2 separate regions of the Homo sapiens genome follow, and region 1 is linked to region 2. A link is a contact called in ENCODE Hi-C or POLR2A ChIA-PET data. All regions are on one chromosome and are shown on one strand. The core of a region is the stretch at or near the end of the contact, and the rest is flanking DNA. Distances in the headings are between cores, read along the strand shown.

What was found. Hi-C counts contacts between places; a loop is a spot of excess contacts on that map. ChIA-PET counts read pairs that join two places held with the same protein, here RNA polymerase II (POLR2A).
Region 1: a map of heart right ventricle shows a loop between it and region 2 (4-fold over the local background). The contact joins two enhancer-like sites. A Hi-C loop is called at or near these places in 2 of 168 maps with a recorded cell type or tissue (endothelial cell of hepatic sinusoid and heart right ventricle). POLR2A ChIA-PET finds 5 or more read pairs at or near these places in 1 of 52 experiments (HepG2).

The regions. Positions count from the first base shown.
Region 1 is chr1:168,892,004-168,894,703 of GRCh38, reverse strand. No RefSeq gene overlaps it. Among named protein-coding and RNA genes, the nearest start is that of LINC00626, 110 kb to the right of the region's middle. Within about 2 kb of position 1,268, at least 12 of the 41 ENCODE cell types and tissues checked have a DNase peak (open chromatin) inside an H3K27ac peak, as active enhancers do.
Region 2 is chr1:168,832,533-168,835,232 of GRCh38, reverse strand. No RefSeq gene overlaps it. Among named protein-coding and RNA genes, the nearest start is that of LINC00626, 47 kb to the right of the region's middle. Within about 2 kb of position 1,339, at least 4 of the 41 ENCODE cell types and tissues checked have a DNase peak (open chromatin) inside an H3K27ac peak, as active enhancers do.

The DNA of each region.
Region 1 (2,700 bases), core at 19-2,518, 60 kb before region 2:
GGCAAGAAAAGTTTGTAAGTGATGTTGTGTATTTTTTATTGCATTACATCATGTAGCACATAATGTCTGGTTGTCTCATTTTGAAACCGCTTACATTGATCAATGGCTTCAGATGAGACAGCCTGATTCTTCCGTTGTAAAAGTCCCTATCATCTCTTCTCTTAATGGTTTTAGCATCTGTTAATGTTTATTGCCTGAATCAATTATTTCATTAGTGTTGTTAAATGGGGATTTTCTAATTTCACTAATTCTTCTACATTTAATAACTATAATTCTTCTCTAAGGAAAAAGATGTTCCTCATCAACTAGGGATTTTTTTTATTTTGAAATGTAGTAAAACAGGACAACCAAAATGAGTATTCCCTAATTTTGTCCACTCAAATTCTTAGAAATAATGACAAACCAGTGGCAAGAAATATCCATACGTGTTCAGATTATGGTTTCTAAGTAACATTAACACTAAAAGGGACCAGAGATTCATGGAGAAGGGCTGAGTCCAAGTCCAGGGTGAAATAAGTAAGATGAACCTGATGATAAACCTTGCGGTGGCAATAAAGAATCTCTCAAAGATAACAGGGCTGTGTCAAAAAGATCTCCCAGGAACTAGTTTGAAAGAACTTCTGCCGGTGCAAGATGGGACAATCTTTACATCAAAAACAATAGTGACTGAAATTGACTATCTCATATTGAATATATTTTAAGCCTATTAGTTCATAATAACACAGACAAAAAATAAAAACTGCTAGAGAACCACAAAACCACCAGCCAAAACAAAAACACAACAAATACCATTTCAGAAAAGTAGGGCACCAACCCCTTGCTCTGAAAACTGGTAAATTACAGGGAAAGGATGATTTATGTTTCTAAATGATCATCATGGCTGCTGTGTGAGGAGTATGTTGTAGGAAAACAAGAGTAGAAACAGGGAGGCTTGGGCCAGGCTCCAGGGACTGTGTAAATTGCCAGGGATACATGGATGATGAGCTAGCCCCTGACCTCCTGGAGCTCTCATCTCCAGTGGGGAAGGCTGCCTTGTCACCAGGCAGTTGGAATCAAGCGGGAAGTATATAATAACAGAGGCAAGCAGACGGTGCCACTGCAGCACACGAGAATGGCATCAAGCCATCCTGGGAGCTCTAATACAGAGGAGTACATACCCAAGCTGAGTCTTACATTGAGTCAGAAATAAAAGATGATCATATCCCAGACCAACTCCAGAACCAGTTGGAGCCTGCTGGAACTAAGGCAGCTGTAGTCAGTACTGACTCAGGACCTGGATAGGATTAAGCTGGCAGGAGGAAGGGAACATTAAGTCCAGCAGAGAAGGGACTAGGGAAGATGGGCTGAAAATTGATCCAACATAGCCACAGGGAGGATAGGGCTGAGATTTCTTTTGTACTACCTTCATCTCTCTGTTTATCTGATCATTGCTTGTAACGGTGAAAGATGCTAAATGGGGGAGATGAGAGGAGAGCTATGAGGAAAAGTAGGGAGGCAGACATCAACGAAGCACAAATCACAGCTGTTCTACATGGAAGATGAATCATGCTATGTTGCTGAGCTGCATCATAGGAAAAGAGGTGCCGTGTCTATGCTGTGTTGTGCTATGTTAAAATTTTAATCACTAGAGATGATATAAACACTGAGGAATCAAAAACACACTGAGAGATCACTGGCCAGACAGAAGTAACACATGGAGACAGACTCAAGCTGTAGAATAACATGAGATGATGTCAGAGTAGACCCTTACATGACCCAGGGAATCTGCAAATATCCCAGATCCTTGGGATATTTGGATGGATGAAATGGACCCTGCACAAAGGAGGGTGAATAATATGGACTACCTATGCACAGAAATACAGAGAAGAGTTACAAGCCAATGCTGAGCTGAAGTGTAAAGTTTCAGAAGAGAGTTTAAACAAATATTTAAAACAATGATAATATTCAGTTGTGGCAGGAGTGCAGTAAAATTGCTGTTTCGATGTACTACTAGTGAGAGCTGAATCAGTACAATCTTCCTGGAAAAAAATTAACGGTATGTTTAAATATTCTTAAAATGTTCTTATACTTTTTCCTAATAATTTTATCTTTGAAAATAAAAGAAAGGCCGGGTGCGGTGGTTCACGCCTGTATTCCCAGCACTTTGGGAGGCCGAGGTGGGTGGATCACAAGGTCAGGAGATCGAGACCATCCTGGCTAACACGGTGAAACCCCGTCTCTACTAAAAACACAAAAAATTAGCTGGGCGTGGTAGCGGGCACCTGTAGTCCCAGCTACTTGGGAGGCTGAGGCAGGAGAATGGCATGAACCTGGGAGGTAGAGCTTGCAGTGAGCCGAGATCATGCCACTGCACTCCAGCCTAGGCGACAGTGCAAGACTCCGTCTCACACACACACACACACACACACACACATACACACACACAAAAGAAAACATAAGAAAAAAGCCCCCAAAATATACAAGAATATGTATACAAAGTATTATCAGAGTATTAGTTTAGAGGAAAATAGAAAACAATCTAAATTCCTACCAGTAAGGAATGATTAATTAAGGGTGGCATATGTATAATTGGAATATTATGCAGGAATTAAATGATTACAGAGATTTTAGTAATATGGGGAATGTTTATTATTTGAGATTAAGTTAGAAAGTAGAAAATAAATTGTAAAAATTTTTTAGTTTTTAAAACCATAGAAAAAC
Region 2 (2,700 bases), core at 90-2,589:
GTTTAGTGAGGGAGATGAAAAATTATATACAACATGCTTATACATTTTTTAAAATTTATATTAAAATACATTTTAATTATACACATAATATAAAATAAACTTTATATTATAAAATGTATATATATTTATATATTTTAAATATATGTAAATGTATATATTTTTATTATAAAGTATATATATTTTAATGTATTTTAAATATATAAATGTATGCTTTAAATATGTAAATAAAACATATATATCTGTTTTATATATATATATACACACATACATATATATACACACACATATATATCTATATATATAATTAATTCTGTCTAGGGCCTGGTAGAAAAGAGAGGCCAGGAAATATTTTATATAAGAGATTACAGTAGAGCACAATTATGAATGATATTAAAATCTAGAGAGCAGTGATTACTCAAGGTCAGACCACTAGAAAGGACTCAAACTCATATCTTATGGCTCCAAGCCCAAATTTCTTTCTCCCACACTTTATTGTACAGTTTATGGTTTGCCCATTCAAAGCAGGCATGTTTTATGTAATATTTAACCAGAGTCAAAGGAATTTCCCAGCTTCAAAGACATTTAGTACAGCTGACAGAGACATGTGATTGCCTGAATGGATTCTAAAGTTCATAGAATTGCCAGTTACTGTGAGAATACCCTTGATGTGTCAGGACGTGTGTGGTGCAAAATAGATGAAGTAAGGAAAGTTTCCTTTTGGAACATTTCTCCTCAAACACTTCAGACTTCCTGGCCCTCTTGCTGTCTCAGGCTTCTGAGGCTCCATTGTGATAACACAACCAAGGCTACCTGGTCCTTAACATGGGCCTATCCCTAAATTATCCAACACTGACCAGCCAGTGTGTCATAATGATGCTTAACAGGCTGCAGCGGAATCTGGTGTGAGTACATTACCATGATGTGATCCATTACTAATCATGGTGTAAGGGTGGTTTATGTAGTGAATATTTAGTTCATTTAGGCATGAGATATATAGAAACTAAAGTCCCTTGACTCAAAGATATGGCTTTATAAAGCTGCAATTTGAGACGTACTGCCTGAGGAGGGAAATATGATTTGTGTTGGGCAGTGGGGGATTAGAAACCACCAACTCTTTTTACATGTGACGCTGGATCTCACAACAGCAGAAATAACTGTGACCTTGCTTAGCTTATTTATTTGTTTTCCATGCTGGTGGTGACTGGCTACTTTGGTGGGGTAGGAAGAGTGAAGGTTTTTCTAAGGCAAAGGACAACACATGGAGTGTTCAGCCGAGAGGGGCTCCCTCCCCTTGGCCTTGTGTCTTATCACCCCTGTGGCAGGAAGGAAGATGCCTGCTGCTATTGACAGCTCTGGCAGGGCCACCTCCGGTTTCCTGTTCTTTGGGCTGCCTCAGTGGCAGGGGGCAGGTAGCAGGGGGGGAAGAAGCACTGGCTACCAGAGGAGGGGTAGCTTAATGAAGGCAATAATGCTCCAGGAATTAGGGGAGAAAAAGCCAGGCTTAAAGAGTCCTATTTGTTTCAACCAAGAAACACTATTATTTGGACTATGAGAGCTCAAAGGCCCTTCCAATGCCAGCACTCAGTGACTTCATAACTATGAAGGGAAGGGGCAGAGTGGTATTGGGGAGTTTCTGCTGAGGGAGCCAAAAGTTTTGCCAGCCTTTCCTGTCCCCATGACACCTCTTTTATTTCCTGTCCTTCCCATTGCCACGGGAATTTGCATGGGTAGTCACTATGCCTACTGTGTTTATTGCTTTATTGCAGCACTTAGCACTGTGTCTGACACATAATAGAAAATTAATAAATATTGCTGAATGATCTTTATGACTATCTATATATATTTGAAGTAAAATCCCATGAACTATTTCCTTCTTTATAGTCTATTCAGACTTAATACTTTGGTTAACAAATAAACAAATTAAACTTGTGCATAGGACAAAAGGCTAGAAGGAAATTATCAAAATATTAATAACTTTCTTTGGGAAATATAAATATGTTTATTTCTCTCTGTTCTATTTTGGTTTAACTTTCTTTTTCTACCTTTCTATAACTAAAAAAGTGTGTTAACTTTTGTAATGAAAAAAATCTTCAGCAAACTTTATTAAAAAATGTAAAATCTTTTTGGGGGAACTCTATTTTCTGAAGAAATAACAACTACTGACTTCCTATAATGTTTGGGTGGGGTGCAGCCATGGGTGGGCTTTCGTGCACATATGTACACATCTACATATGTAGTACCTGTACATTCCTCCAATGGAGATGTTAACTCCTTCTTTTAAAGTTCAGTGTAGCCAAATAAGAAAGACAAGCAATGTACTTGGTAAGCTCTTCCAGGACAGTAGCATTACACAATTCTTCCATGAACATCTGCAGAAGTGCTTTCCAGCTTCCCAGCTGATTAATTCTACAGCCTCATCTCTTTCTGGGCCCATCTCCTCACTGCCGCCATACTGAATTGCTTGTAATTCCCTGAGGAAGCTAAGTCTTGCCTATCTCTGCTTTTGCACCTTTCCACCTAGGAAACACCTCTCCTTCAGAATGCAGCTCACTAAAGTGTCACACACTCCATAAATCCCTTTCTGGCTCTTTTCCCAGCTCTACTCTTCACCTTTATGGACAACTGATCCCCCATCCTCTGGGCATTCGTTGCACCCCATGAGGGTCCCCATCGCAGGCCTGCAACCCTGGACCGTGCTTA